Regions from separate parts of the Homo sapiens genome. Here region 2 is linked to region 1. A link is an interaction called in ENCODE POLR2A ChIA-PET data of the cell type or tissue named here. Cell type or tissue: OCI-LY7. All regions are shown on one strand.

The links. Peaks named below come from ENCODE experiments on the same cell type or tissue, not always from the same donor. Only the 100,000 strongest peaks of a DNase experiment are listed, where the experiment ranks them.
Region 2: POLR2A ChIA-PET joins it to region 1 with 5 read pairs; 3 of 35 experiments call an interaction of 5 or more read pairs at or near these places.

What each region holds. Positions count from the first base shown.
Region 1 is chr4:40,558,321-40,566,320 of GRCh38, reverse strand. All of the region lies in intron 1 of RBM47 (RNA binding motif protein 47), which reads left to right. Among named protein-coding and RNA genes, the nearest start is that of MIR4802, 60 kb to the right of the region's middle. RefSeq lists enhancers at 809-1,385, 3,731-4,241, 4,385-4,885. In OCI-LY7, no CTCF peak of the experiment used is centred here; DNase peaks (open chromatin) are centred at 1,320, 3,950 and 5,930; H3K27ac peaks cover 3,165 bases.
Region 2 is chr4:40,851,988-40,859,987 of GRCh38, reverse strand. All of the region lies in intron 12 of APBB2 (amyloid beta precursor protein binding family B member 2), which reads left to right. Among named protein-coding and RNA genes, the nearest start is that of NSUN7, 110 kb to the right of the region's middle. RefSeq lists a silencer at 2,669-2,868. In OCI-LY7, no CTCF peak of the experiment used is centred here; DNase peaks (open chromatin) are centred at 837, 1,727 and 2,767; H3K4me3 peaks cover 1,755 bases.

The sequences.
Region 1 (8,000 bases):
GTTCATCCCCAGCATGATACAGGGCTTTTGGTCAGTGACTTATTGTGAGAATGAGCACCCAGCTAACCTGAAGGTCAAGTCTGGGCGGTGATCCCTACCACTGACCTACTTATTCCTGAAGCAGTTCTCCTCAATAATGTGTAGCCACTTCCACCAAGTTGCTCTTTTGCTTTGTTCTTTTCTCTTGGCTCTCCCTCATTCCTCCTATTCTGTTTATTCTGTCCATCTTTTTCCTTTTTTTTTTGTTGTTGTTGAGACAGGGTCTTGCTCTGTTACCCAGGCTGGAGTGCAGTGGCACAGTCACAGTTCACTGCAGCCTTAACCTCCTGGGCTCAAGTGATCCTCCTGCCTCAGCCTCCCAAGTAGTTGAGACTTCAGGCGTGTGCCACCGCGCCGGGCTAGTTTTTTATTTTTTGTAGAGACAGGGTCTCCCTATGTTACCCAGGCTGGTCTTTCGTGGGGTCAAGCAAGCCTCCCACCTCGTTCTCCCAAAGTGCTGAAATTACAGGCATGAGCTGCTGGGTCCAGTCCATTTTGTTTCTTTATCATTTATCCTCTCTTTTTTCTCTATCTTTGTTCCTGTGCCCTGGGCTTGCTCTGAAGATGGTGTGAGCTGGGGAAGGGACTTAGGGAGACTAGCATTGACTGAGAAACTAAGGCTCAGAGAATATAAGTAGTAGTTATCCATGGTCACACAGATGGATTGTCACGGAATAAGATTTGAGCCCAAATCTTAATTCCAAAGCTTGCACTTTTCACCAGGGCTAATTGTACACATACAGCCAAACTAGTTGTTAAAATGTGGAAGTCCCTCTGTGCCTCTTAGTGGAGAGCTGCTGCTTGAAGCCTCCTATGTGTCCACCACCACCGGCCAGGCCTCCCTTGCCCCTTCCCCAGGAACCCAAGGACCTGCTCATGAGCCAGCAACTAAAGGGTTAATATCCAGCCCAGCAGAGGCATCAAGGACCCAGCTCCAGCACCAAGGTTGGCTAGCAGATGCATGTTGGTGCCCTTGAGGCTCCCCTGCTCTTAACCACACTGCTGTGTAGTATCAAGTGTCATGCTGAGTACTGCTTAACATCACTGGGGGAGTTCAGAATGAATGAGAAAATAACTTCACAGCTCATTAATGAAAATGCCATTTGGGATCAAATCAGAAACACTGTGGAAGCTTAGTTGAATTCATTGCCTCCCTTGATAAAGTACAGAATGAAGAAGGTTGCATCTGCAGACAAGGAGAAATTCTCTTTGTGTTCTCACCAAGGCTGAGGTGACTGGATAGAGTGTTTCCTTAGGCCCTGCTCAGTCCCCACGTTCACTTCCGGACCTATTCAAGACACACACAAGAGAGCCCTCCTTCTAGGCCTTCAGCCTCTGGGGCCCTTGCTCAGAAGCTCCGCCACTCCTGCTTCTGCCCCTTCCTCCCACTGAGGATCCTCGGGCCTCAGAGGACCACAAGACTGGTGTTTACTTTTAGAATGGTTTCTATTAACTTGAGCAAAAAAATAAATTTTCGGTAGGGCCTGAGGTCTTGAATATCATTTCTAATATCCTCTCTTTGAAAAAGGCTTTCTGTGTCTCAAAAAGTAACTCATAAATAAACTTTTCTTAAAGCTAGACAGTGATTTTTTTGTATTCTAAAAGGACTAAATGAGTATGTTTTACTCTTCTCCAAATTCTATTGATTCCTTCCTATTGCTTCATGTTTGATGATAAACCAACAGATGTGTTGCCTGTGCTGTTTATTTCTCCTGCTTTAAAGCCATACTTCTCCTAATCTTTGGAGATTCCCCATGTATTCCTTAGGATAGGCTAGGTGGCTGTAACATAAAGACCTCCAAATGTCACTGGCTTACCCAGTAGAAATTTATTTTTTACTTAAGTAGCTTTCCTGGGTGTGCAGCTTTCCTGGGTATGTGTGTGTGCAGGTTCGGGGGTAGCTCACCTTCATAAACTCATTTGGAGATCCAGACTGGCAGCTGCTTTGCCATTTTTATCATATGATGGCCAAGGTTGCCTGGGCATTGCCATCCCAGTCAGCCAGAAGAGGAAAGAGCCCAGAGGAGAACGTGTGGTAGATTTTTATGGGCAGGACCACGTCACATCATGATGACACACACCACTTCCTCTGCATCCACTGGCCAGAGCATAGTCAGTGGTCACACCTCACTGCAATATGGGAAGCTAGACTGTGGTCTATGCTTCCATGGAAGGTGGTGACCTCTACACCTTGTATTTTTCATAATTAAAAAAATTGTTTTTTACATTATATGAATAGAGATAGTGTCTTGCTATGTTGCCCAGGCTGGTCTTGAACTCCTGGGCTCAAGCAATTCTGCCTTGGCCTCCCAAAGTGCCGGGATTACAAGGTGTGAGCCAGCACACCTGGGCTATTTTTCATAGCTTTCTTTTTTACATTTTTGCTTAGCTTTTTAGAGACTATCATAAAATATATTTTTCATAACTTTCAAATACATTGGGCAATTGCCATTGTAAATGTGCCTTCCTGAAGGGTGTACCTAGGGCCCTACCACTGCAGTTTTGTGCTCTTTTGTCTTAATTTCAAGAAGTAGCTTTGGTAACACAGCCACACGGAAAGGGGTGTTGATTACCCCTCTGGGTGAGGTAAGCAAGCTTAGCACATGGGGAAGTAAACCCAGGCTCTGCTTAGTGGACACCACCCTCTGTGAGTATTAACCATGTGTGCAGTGGGAAAGGCCTTCCTTTGGGGCCCCCAACTGACCACTGTGTGACCTTGGGAAAGTCACCTTTCTCTCTGAATCTCAGGTTTCTTATCTAGATCAACTAGCTGATATCTAAGGTATTTTGCGGTTTTAAGAGGGCACAATTCTAAGAATGCGGGCCATGGGTCATCCTGCAGTATAATACAAGCACAGAGTTTGATTTTACCGCTTCTACAGCCATTTAATCATTTTTTTAAAGATGGGGAAAAGGAAAGAAAAGAAAGCATGATGGCATTAAAGTGTTCATTGTTTCAGTGCTATTTAGGAAGCAAAACAGATTTCTGTGGAGCTAGCCTAATTGAATGGTCAACAACCCTGAAGTAATCAACCATGCTAAAATATACTCTTTTTAAAAAAGGTATTTTATTTATTTATTTATTTATTTTGAGATGGAGTCTTGCTCTGTCGCCCAGACTGGAGTGCAGTGGCGCCATCTCGGCTCACTGCAACCTCTGCCTCCCAGATTCAAGTGATTCTCCTGCCTCAGCCTCCTGAGTAGCTGGGATTGCTAAAATATACTTTTAATTTTTAGCAAGGGCTAACAAATGCCAGTTTAATACAACACATGGGTCCCGTCATTTTGGATATTTTTAGTAGCCTGTTTACCCTGCTTTGTCATTGTACTTGACCCTTTTGGGGGTACAGCTTTTTGGAGCATAATGCTCACCTAATGACTCATCCCCTCGAGGGAATTCTTTATTGTTGCTGTCGCTTCTAAAAAATGATGCAGCTCCTGAGCAGCTATATATTATCAATGAAACAAGTTTTTGCTTCTAGGGAATAGTAGTCAGAAACAGAAAGGAAATATTTCGGCTGGGCACGGTGGCTCACGCCTGTAATCCTAATGCTTTGGGAGGCCGAGGTGGGCAGGTCACTTGAGGTCAGGAGCTAGAGAACAGCCTGGCTAACATGGTGAAACCTCGTCTCTACTAAAAATACAAAAATTAGCCGGGCGTGGTGGCGCGCACCTGTAATCCCAATTATTTGGGAGACTGAGTCAGGATAATTGCTTGAACCCCGGAGGCAGAGGTTGCAGTGAGCCGAGGTCGCACCAGTGCACTCTAGCCTGGGTGACACAAGAGTGAGACTGTCTCAAAAAAAAAAAAAAAAAAAAATAGGGAGAAGTGGGAGGAGAAGGGGTCTAAAATGTAATGACACCCGCCTCCTTAGTCTGATGCAACCTCAGTGTATTTCACAGTAGAATGATCTTGTCTTTGGGACCGGAAGCCTTCTGAAGTCCCTCTCCTGGTCTGTGCTTCAGTGGGCATGATCAACTTTCACCTGTCCTCTTTTTTCCAGGCTTCCAAAAGAGGACCACTCCTTCTGAGAGACACATTTTTCTTTGATCGTGTTAATCCTACAGCCTGATTACCCACCCCTCCTGCTAGTCTTAGAGTCCAGCAGACCAGGTGGTCTCTTTCTGTTAACTTTGCATATCTTTAAATCTAGTGGATTTTGCAGATTATCACTTGGGGGTATGTTTCCTGGATTGTAACCATGGGGTACTGATTGTAAAACATGCAATTGATTTAATAATAGCTTTTTAAAATGAGTAAGTAGTCACATGGGCTATTTGAGAAACAGGTTTCAAGTCATTGAGTCATTGAGGGGACCTTGCATTGTGGACCTCTAATGAATGTTAACTGACTGGCTGAATGAATAAATGAATGAGAGAAGGACAGAGATTTCTGATCTAGTAAAAGGATATCTTACATTAAGACAACGGAGGCCAGGCGAGGTGGCTCACACCTGTAATCCCAGCACTTAGGGAGGCCCAGATGGGTGGATTGCTTGAGCGCAGGAGTTCGAGACCAGCTTGCGCAACATAACGAAACCCCATCTCTGCAAAAAATACAAAAATTAGCTGGGCATGGTGGTGCAAGCCTGTAATTCCAGCTACTCAGGAGGCTGAGGTGGGAGGATCACCTGAGCCCAGGAGGTGGAGGTTGCAGTGAGCTGAGATTGCACCACCGTACTCAAGCCTGGGTGACAGAGCAAGACCCTGTCTCAAAAAAAAAAAAGAAAAAAAAAAGAAAAGAAGAAGCAAAAAAGAAGTTGGGCACAGTGGCTTATGCCTGTAATCCCAGCACTTTGGTAGGGCAAGGCAGGTGGATCACCTGAGGTCAGGAGTTCGAGACCAGCCTGGTCAACATCCCATCTCTACTGAAAATACAAAAATTAGCTAGGCGTAATGGTGCATGCCTGTAATCCGAGCTACTTATGATGCTGAGGCCGGAGAATCGCTTGAACCCAGGAAGCGGTGGTCGCAGTGAGCCGAGATTGCACCATTGCACTCCAGTCTGGGCAACAAAAGTGAAACTCCGTCTCAAAAAAAAAAAAAAAAAAAAAGACAATGGAAAAATAGTCCCAGAAAGGCTAAGATTTAAGTCCCATCCTGCCTCTTGGGCACTTTATAATAAGATAATCTCTCTGGACCTCAGTCTTCTTTACTGAAAGTGGGTTTAACAGTTCCTTACCAGGCTTGATTGTTGGGAGGTAAAAAACCAGACACATAGTCTCCTTTAATGCAGTTCCTGACACGTAGGCAGTGCTAAGAATGTGGGAAATAGTGAGAGAAAAGGGAATAGCAGCAACTTTTTTTTTTTTTTTTCCGAGAAGGAGTCTTACTTTTTGCCCAGGCTGAAGTGCAGTGGCGCGTTCTCGGCTCACTGCAACCTCCACTTCTGTGTGCAAGTGATTCTCCTGCCTCAGCCTCCTGAGTAGCTGGGATTACAGGCGCCTGCCACCATGCCTGGGTAATTTTTTGTATTTTTAGTAGAAACGGGGTTTCACCATTTTGGCCAGGCTGGTCTTGAACTCCTGACCTCGTAATCCACCTGCCTTGGCCTCCCAAAGTGCTGGGATTACAGGCATGAGCCACCACGCCCAGCCTAGCAGCAACTTTTTAGTTATGGTGGTCAGCAGTCAAAGAGGGCATAGATGGCTGCATCATACAAAATAGATGAAAACTTCGAATGTATGACTAGGCAGGAGAGGGTCGGGGAGGTCACCTCCTGGCTTCCCCTGGACTGGCAAGTGACCAAAGGCTGGCACTGCCGGGAGCAGGGAGAGCCGAGGTGTCCTCATTCAATCCAAGGAATTGGTTGTATTGTGAGCTCTGGTTAGATTTTTTTTTTAAATGCACCTGGCAAGGTTGCTTTGAACTCTTGATCATCCAAGAGTGGTAAGAAAGTGCTGGGCCATGCACATGCTCATTCCTCAAACACCTGTGCCTTGGCAAAGTGGAGATAACCAAAAGTCTGAACTTCCATACTCTTGTGTTTTAAAATCAGAACCTTAGGCAGCACAGAAAGCATTTTAAGAGTTTTCTGCACTTTTCATGGAGTGGAGTTAGATTTTGCAGGTGATACCAGTGAAACCTTTAACTGTCAGTGACCCTGGCCATGTTAGGAAATTCCTGACAACTGTCAGACCTCTGTGGGTCAAAACTCAGCTTGGCTGCGTTTTGACAACACTGTTTTGCTGACCAGGCTGGTGTTTAACTATTGTGCCAGGGTCAGGATGGAAAAATAAGAGAGTAATATCAAGAAAGTGAGCGCGTGGTTATGGGTGAGTGATTCTCAGACCTACTTGCTAATCTCTCTAACAGCTATCTGGCTAGTGCAAGTAATTTGGCCAAAATTTTAAAAAAGGTAAACACTAGAAATGGCTTGTAATGTACAGATTTGAAGGAACAGTGACTTATCTATTTCATTTGCAGTTTGTTGTGCTTGAGAGTCAAGGCTGGGGCATATTATGTGCTGCCAACAGGAATCAGAAGTTGAGAAATCAGGAACAAGTGTTCTTTCTACCCTCTAATAAAGGGCCTGACTTCGCAAAAACAACAATAATCCTATTTTTGCACCACCAAGAGTCTTCCCGATTTGGGTGGGACCTTAGAGGATGGTGGAGGGGATATTTCATGAAACTCAAAAAATATTTGCTGAATCAAGATTTTCTCTACCCTGGTGTTGGTCACCCACAGGAACAAAGATAGAATCTTTTATATTTAAACAACACCTCAGTTTTTCTTCCTTAACAGTCTTATTTTTAAAAAATTTAGATAAGATCTCCAATGTTTGCTTCAGGCTTTCTCACTTGACATTATCTTGGACTTTGGGGCTTGAGGGAGAAAATGCAGCTTCTCTGTATAGTTTCTGAAATGATGCTTGCATACCCATGTCACTTGATTCGTTATTGTAGAAATAACACCCACATTATGGGCTAGCCATATCGTATTCTGTGTTTGTCACCTGTAATTGTTTGAGAAACACAGCCTGATTTCATGTTAGACTCACTTGAAAAATATTTATTAGGCTCTCTCCTTCTATTTGCCAGAAATAGAGGCAAAGGCTGCTTTTCCATATAATCCAAACTAGCTTATATTCTGTCTTGGTGAAGTAGCCTCTAAAGAAAAAACCATTACTGAGGGGCAAATGCTATCTATGTCATGGTAATATACCTTGTAATAGGGATAAATACCTTGTAATAGGGATAAAATAAAGGCTGGATCTGCCCTATTCACCACAATCACTAGCACAGTGCTTGGAACATAGGAGGGGCTTAGTACACATTTCTTTTTTGAGACGGAGTCTCACTCTGTCACCCAGGCTGGAGTGCAGTGGCGAAATCTTGGCTCACTTCTACCTCCGCCTCCTGGGTTCAAGTGATTCTTCTACCTCAGTCTCCCAAGTAACTGGGATTACAGGCGCCTGCCACCACGCCCGGCTAATTTTTTTTTTTTTTTTTTAGACAGAGTTTGACTCTGTCGACCAGGCTGGAGTGCTGTGGCACGATCTCGGCCCACTACAACCTCTGCCTCCCGAGTTCAAGCAATTCTCCTGCCTCAGCCTCCCAATTAGCTGGAACTACAGGTGTCCACCACCACACCTGGCTAATTTTTGTATTTTTAGTAGAGATGGGGTTTCACCATGTTGGCCAGGCTAGTCTTGAACTCCTGACCTCAGGTTATTTGCCAACCTCAGCCTCCCAAAGTGCTGGGATTACAAGCATGAGCCACCATGTCTGGCCCATTTTTTTTTTTTTTTTTTTGTAGTTTTAATAGAGACAGGGTTTCACCATGTTGGCCAGGCTGGTCTTGAACTCCTGACCTTAAGTGATCCACCTGCCTCGGCCTCCTGAAGTGCTGGGATTACAGGCGTGAGCCACCATGCCCAGCCTCAGTACATATTTTTTAGACATTTACTCATTCAATAAATGATTGAGTAAATGAATGTCTAAATGTTAAAAGTCACA
Region 2 (8,000 bases), 290 kb before region 1:
GGACACTGCCTGTCAGGAACATCTTCCAAAGGAATCAACTTTTGGGCTGAGATTCCTAGAAGATGAGAGGGATTCATCAGGTGAGCAGTGCAGGGAAGAGCATTCTAGGAGGGTCACAGTCAGTGCAAAGGCTCTGAGGTGGGAAGTAGCTGGGCGTGTTCCAGGAACTGGAAGAAGAAAAGGGGACTGGAGCAGAGACAAAGAGGAGGGAATGTGGTTGCAGCATTGGAGATAGAAGCAGGGACCTGATCCCAGGCGGCCTGTGAGACCCTGAAAGCGATTATAGACTTTATCTGCATTGCAGTGGGAAGCCACTGTGTGGTTTTAAGGTTCGAGCATGGATACTCATATTTGTGATTTTCGTTTTTGAAGGGACTCGCATTTGTGATTTTTGTTTTTGTTTTGAAGGGACAGGTGTGGCTCCTGTGAGAACAGCTTGTTAGAGATGAGTGGAGGCAAGGAGACTGTTAAAACACTACTGCAGGCCGGGTGCGGTGGCTCATGCCTCTAATCCCAGCACTTTGGGAGGCTGAGGTGGGCAGATTACTTGAGGCCAGGAATTCAAGACCAGCCTGGCCAACATGGCAAAACCCCATCTCTGAAGCATGAGGATCACTTGAACCCAAGAGGAGGAGGTTGCAGTGAGCCAAGATAGCGGCCACTGCACTAGTGAGACACTGTCTCAAAAAAAAAAAAAAAATGACAGCAGCCCTCCTGATGAGATGTTGGCTGGAACTAGGGTGGCAGCATGGAGTTGAGAGAAGGGGGCAAGTTGGAGAGAGCAGGAGGAGGCAGAGTTGGCAGGACTTGTCACACATGACTTCCTGCCAGCAGACCCTCAGCTGTCACACTTGACGTACCCTGTGGACATCTGGCAGACCCATCTATTTGTTGCTTCTGCCCTGCTATAGACAGAGAATCAGACAACCAAACTCACTGGAATGATGTGTAAGGAAGGAGAGGCAGCCTTTGAAGGGGTGACAGGTACAATCCTGTTAACTTGTTTCATATCTCTGAGCTTGCTGCTGTCTGTTCTGGCTGCTGAACCCCAAGTCTTAAACCCTCTTCTAGCCTCACTTGCAGTTTGTGTTGTGTTCCAGACAGTTGTGGTTGCCAAAGCAGTTTACTGTCAATAACTCTTCCAAATAATTGAAGTGTTACTGATCGTAGATTCAGAAACAGCATGAGTTAAATCTTGCCCTCCCTAGAAAGACAACTGTTAACTAGAAAAGCATAATATAAAATTTTCTGCACAGAACCTGGTACTTAGGAGGAGCTTAGTAAATGTTGAACAAATGAGAAAACACCTGATCCTCATTTAAACATGAACATTAAAGTTGTCTGTACACCTGTGGTGTGTTTTACCAAACCCAAACAAGACCTATAGTTAAATACTCCCTTGATTTTCCATGTGTATTTCCTATTTTCTGTTCCTTTCTTTGTAAAAGGAGCGTATGAGACTTTGAATATAGCCAAAAACATGGCTAATATGCTTTGCCTATTTTGCTCTTTTTTTTTTTTTTTTTTTTTTTTGAGACGGACTCTCACTCTGTCACTCAGGCTGGAGTGCAGTGGCGCGATCTTGGCTCACTGCAACCTCCACCTCCCAGGTTCAAGCAATTCTCCTGCCTCAGCCTCCCTATTTCACTTTGTTAATTGGCTAATCAAATAACTTACGCTTGCCCAGAAACAATTAGAAAGAGGAAGTACTTTCAGTGCTCACAGAATACAGTCAGTGAGAGACCTTGGATTTTCCTTTCCAACTCATATATTTATATGACTAGTGGCTAGCCAGGACTCTTACTTAAAGTGCTGAAAGTGCTGTCACTTAGCCAATTGGACATTTTCTGCTTCCATGTATATGGGGGGAGGGGCGCTCAGCTAGAGATGACAATGTTGGGGTGCCTGTGGGATCTTGGCTTCAAGTCAGCTATAAACAAAAGGTGTCTTAAAAGAGGTAGGGATTACAAAAGGGTGTAGGGGTGTACTGCTAAGTGCTTTGTGTAAATTGGCAGATGATCTGTAAACACTTTCCAGCTCGATTCAGAATTTTCTGCCTCTTGAAATCTGATTATTCAGATTTATAAAACTACAATTTGGTTTCTGTCTTTCTGCCCAAAGGCTTTCTGGCTGTGGGCTGCAATACCTCCCTTCCCCAACCACCCCTCCCCGCCCCCCATTTCCCCCACTCGCCCCACAATCAGGATCGTAGAAACCCAGCCTGGTGCGGTGGCTCACCCCTGTAATCCCAGCACTTTGGGAGGCCGAGGCGGGCGGCTCACTTGAGGCCAGGAGTTTGAGACCAGCCTGGCCAACATGGTGAAACCCCATCTCTACTAAATAGGAAAAATTAGCCAGGCATGGTGGCGGGCGCCTGTAATCCCAGCTGCTAGGGAGGCTGAGGCAGGAGAATCGCTTGAACCTGGGAAGCGGAGGTTGCAGTGAGCCGAGATCGTGTCACTGCACTCCAGCCTGGGCGACAGAGCGAGACTCTGTCTCAAGAAGAAAAGAAAAGAAACCAGAAACCCAGCAGGCCTAGAGCATCAACTTTTTCTAAAGAGGTTCAGTGGGTTTGAATGAAGTTTCTAAGTCTTGAGAGTCCAAAAAGGAAACGTTCGTTACAGGAAGGGAGTATGTTGGGGTGGGGGATCCTCCTTGCCGGCCCTGAGCCAGTCCCCTAGCAGCTGGAGCATCTGGCGGGAGCACCTAGCGGGAGCACTTCACGGGAGTGCGGCCGGGTGGGGCGGGGCCACGCGCCTCCCCAGCAGCCAATGGGCGGCCGCGGCGGGCGGGGCAGGGAGGGCGCAGGGAGGCGCGGGCGCCGCTCTCTTCAACTTGAGCCCGGGGCAGTGCGCGCGGCTGCTTGAGCGACGGCACCGCTGGCTGGTGCCGGCACCCTGGGGCTTGTCGTAGCACCTGGGGCGGCATCCCCGCCCGACTTCGGAAGGACCGGGAGGCAAAGGTGAGGAAGTTGGCGAAGGAACGGCTCTCCTTTGTTTGCAGGTGCGTTCAGGGGGAACGGGGGTCGAGCCCAAGCTCGCTCGCGGGGACAGCGAGGCGGGCGCGGGAGACCTGCGGGACAAAGGCTGCGCCCTCCCTTCCCCGAGTCAGCGCTTAGCGAGTTGCCTGGTCCTGGACGGCTGGAAGGGCTGAAGAGGGGGCTTTCTGCCCCGCCGGTGGGAAGAAGGAGTGAGGCTTGTATGAAATGGGGGGGAGGCGTCCTTGGACCCCCAATTCGCCAGTGCAGCAGGACTGTTCGGGGTGGGCTATTCATTGATGGGGTCTGCACGGGGCATTTCTGCCGTGGACAGCGTTCTATGATTGAGGCAGTGACTGCCTTCGCCTCACGTGCCCCCTGGTGAGGCCACATTTCTGTCTTCCTGTCTACATTAGGACTGAAAGATATTTCAGGGTTTTGGTAATCCAGTATTTGGATTAAAAGCAATATCCTTTCGTGTAGAAAAACTGTGCATTTCCAAATGATTTTAGTTACACGATTTAGGATATTGGTGTGACTTCCATGCGAGAAAATATCTCAAATTCCCCAAATGTAGAAACGCAGCCAGCTCTTGGCATTGAGAAAGAAGTAGTGTTTTTGAAAAGAAAGGCGTGAAGATTTAAATATTGCTTACAACACTCTATTAGCTTGTGGGGGAATCTGTGCCTTTTCTATTATCTGTTTCCCTATACCAATATTGTAACCAGGCACGTCTATGGATTCCTAATTAATGTGTAGCTGTGAATCTTCATTACTGCCTTGGGTGGGAGAAGGCGGAAGGAGGGGGCAATCCCATTAGTCTTTTTCTTTCTTTTTATAACTGCAGCTGCAGCCTGGCTTTGACTTGTATCATGAATGGGGGTTCTGCCTGCTTTCCTCATGCTGTTCTCTTTTAGGTTTTCTTAGGCCATTGAGCAGTTGGCCCTTCCTCCAGCCGAGCTCTTACACAAGAGTAGTTTGTAAGATTCTCTCTAAAGTTCAGATCCTTGCTGCTGCCTTTTAGTTAGTTGAGTTCAGAAAGGAATTATTAAGTGTCCTGAGGCCTTTCCTAAGAAGTTAGAAGCAGAATGTGTTTGTAAATGTGGTCTGTAATTTTGTAAAAGTTATAAGTAAAAGGGAGTGTGAATGAAATGCTTAAGAGGGGAAAGACTTTCCATAAAGCATCAGCCAGTATTATCAAAGAAGGTGTCATGGTTTGTAGCTCAGTAAGAACCCTACTTTCCGTTTTGCTTCCTTTTTTTTGTTTTTTTTTTTGAGACAGAGTCCCTCTCTGTCACCCAGCCTGTAGTGCAGTGGCACAATCTCGGCTCACTGCAACCTCTGCCTCCCAGGTTCAAGTGATTCTCCTGCCTCAGCCTCCTGAGTAGCTGGGACTATAAGTGCACACCACCACACCCGGCTAATTTCTGTTTTTTTGAGTAGAGACGGGATTTCACCATGTTGGCCAGGCTGGTCTCGAACTGCTGACCTTGGGTGATCCACCTGCCTCGGTTCTCCCAAAGTGCTGGGATTACAGGCATGAGCCACCATGCCTGGCCTCATTTTATCATTCTCACTTTGCAGATGTGAGAAACACACTTTTCTAACAGCCGCCACGTTGTTTAGTTCTAGCTTTTCTGCAATGGGGATAATTTATTTAATAAGTATTTATTGGACACTTGCCATGTGCTGGGCATTGGTGCTGGTGATTAAGTGGCATAATAAATACAACAGGTGTCTTCTTCCTTTCTTGGAGCTCACACTATGCTGGCGTGGGGCCCATTGCAGGTTCTCTGCACTGGAGCATCCCTGGGAAGCAGTGTGGATGACACCAAGGTGAGACAAGAAGATACTGCTGCTGATGGCCGCCTTGGAGGTCAGCTGAGCATGTGGCAGTAGGCGCAAACAACGAGGGGCCTCAGGTCATCTGCACTCCAAGGGTGGAAGTATTAATCACACCAGTGGGCCATTGGGCACTAAAGTCGGTCATCTTGAACTTGCTTACTTTGATCTCAAAGGAGCCTGCAGCTGCAAGGAGGGGCAGAGCTGAGTTCTAAAGAGTTTGAACATTGGCATTGTTGATTTCAATGGGGTAATTCCAGTTTGTTACAAAACTATCAGTCATGCAGCCTCCTTGTCTCACCTATACAGCTTTCCTCTTGGACAGCCCCCCTAGGAAATGAATTTCTTTTTCTTTCTTCTTTTTTTTTTTTTTTTTTTGGAGATGGACTTTCGCTCTTATCGCCCAGGCTGGAGTGCAGTGGCGTAATCTTGGCTTACTGCAACCTGTGTCTCCCAGATTCAAGCGATTCTCCTGCCTCAGCCTCCCGAGTAGCTGGGATTACAGGCGCCCGCCACCACACATGGCTAATTTTTTTGTATTTTTAGTAGAGACAGGGTTTCGCCATGTTGGCCAGGCTGGTCTTAAACTCCTGGCATTAGCTTATCTGTCCATCTCGGCCTCCCAAAGTGCTGGGATTACAGGCGTGAGCCACCGCGCCAGGCCTAGGAAATGAATTTCATTCTGTACCACTGGCTGAGCAAAGCTTTACATCTGTCCAGGCTCCCGAGTGTTAAGAGATGACTTAACTGTGTCCCTATTTACTCTCCATATACGTTTCATGGGTTTTTGGGAGTAAACTGATGGCATATAACCTCTTATCTAGGTTTTCACAAATCTCTAGGATCACAGAAAAACATACTAAGTAGTAGTGTAACTTGTCTTTTTAAAGAGCTTGTGTTGAACACAGAATATGACATATTTGAGGAGTTCTTAGACTTTTGGATTCCTCGGGCCCTAACATAGTACCTAGTATAGGATGCCCTCCATAAATAACCCAGTTGATGAATGGGCAGATGAATGAATGTAGATGAAAATACTTCATTGTCTACTTTTAGGGTTTAATTTTGACCATCCATGTGCTTAATATTTATAGTCTAATGGTTAATATGCTGTTCGGCAGATAAGGAGCATCCATGTGTCAGGCACCTTGTGAGGCAGCATGAAGGACTGAGACAGATGAGGTCCCTGTTTGAAGAGGCAGGAGATAAGCCGGAAAAACAATTCAGGAAGCAAGATGATACAGGTTATGCCGAGTGTCTTGAAGACCATCAACAGCGTGATGCAACAGAGTAGCTCAGAGGGGAAAGGGGCCATCAGGAGGCAGCCTGTCCTAGGAGGCAACATTTGAGCTGGGCTTGAAGGCTGAGAAGAAGCCAGCCATGTAGGGAGTGAATAGAAAGCACTGAGGAACAGCTGGGTGTGGTGGCTCATATCTGTAATCCCAGCACTTTGGGAGGTCGAGGCAGGTGGATCACCTGAGGTTAGGAGTTCAAAACCAGCCTGACCAACATGGTGAAACCCTGTCTCTACTAAAAATACAAAAAAAAAAAATTAGCCAGACATGGTGGTGCGTGCCTGTAATCCCAGCTGCTCGTGAGGCTGAGGCAGGAGAATCACTTGAACCCAGGAGGCGGAGGTTGCAGTGAGCCGAGATCATGCCATTGCACTCCAGCCTGGACAACGAGCGAAACTCCATCGCAAAAAAAAAAAGAAGGAAAGCACTGAGGAAGTGGAGCACTCAACGTGCCTGAGGATGAAGAGGAGGCCAGTGGTTTGTGCTGGAAGAGGTGGGTGGGGACAGGATCCTTTAGGGCTTGTGGGCAGTGCTTAAAGGTTTGCCATGAGGTGCCCGTGAAGAGGGTTAACCAGGGGAATGCCATGATCTAGTTTATTTCATACAGAAAGATCTCAGGGAATAGATATTGGGAACAGGAGTGGAAAACGAGGGACCAGTTGGCTAGCCCTAGTCCAGGAGAGATCAGTGACATGGCAGAGGGCATGAAGAGAAGCAGGTGGGTGGGGGAAATGTGGAGGTTGAACTCGCCAAGTTGACTGTAGAAGATGCAGGAAGGGGTGTGATCTAGGACCATACCTGATTTCTTTGATGCGTTGTTTATGTCTGTAGAAAATACATGCTAATAGAAGTAATAACTGTTCGAGGACAAAGTTATTAAGCCATGGAACAACTCCCTTTACATTTATGTTGTATCAAGACCTTGATTTAAGCCAGACACGGTGGCTCATGCTGTAATCCCAGCACTTTGGGAGGCCGAGTGTCCCCAAAGGATCACTTGAGGCTAGGAGTTTAAGACCAGCCTGGGCAACGTGGCAAAACCTTGTCTCTGCTGAAAATACAAAAATTACCTGGGCATGGTGGCACATGCCTGTAATTCCAGCTACTAGGGAGGCTGAGGCACGAGAATCTCTTGAACCTGGGAGATGGAGGTTGCAGTGAGCTGAGATCGCGCCACTGCCCTCCAGCCTGGGTGACAGAGAAACACACTGTCTCAGAAAAAAAAAAAAGACTTTGACTTTCTTTTCTTTGGTTCTCCAGTGTAGATGAGCAGACGTATCCATCCAGTGCAATCTTGTGTATTTGGCCATTTTTCCAAGATGTTTTCACCCTTCAGTACCCTTTCTGTCATTCTCAACTGGTTATGAGACCTTTGAGCATTTTTCTTTGTTCTGGCATGAAAATAAAGAATCAGACTAAGAAGAGAAGATGGGTTTAAGCCTTAATTTATATGGAATTATTCTACCTTTGTTCCCAGTTTATAAGAATCCATTCATAATTACTTTTTTTTTTTTTTTTTTTTGAAGACAGAGTTTTGCTCTGTCACCCAGGCTGGAGTGCAGTGTCACGATCTCGGCCCCCTGCAGCCTTCGCCTCCCGGGTTCAAGCGATTCTCCTGCCTCAGCCTCCCAAATAGATGGGATTACAGGCATGCACCACCATGCCCCACTAATTTTTTGTATTTTTAGTAGAGACGGGGTTTCACTATGTTCGCCAGGCTGGTTTTGAGCTCCCGACCTCAAGTGATCCACCGGCCTTAGTGCTGGGATTACAGGCATGAGCCACTGCGCCCGGCCCCGTAATTACATTTGAAGTTACTTCACATGCAGCATCCTCTGTAGTTCCAACAATTGATACTCTCTCATAAATATAAAATTTGTTCCATA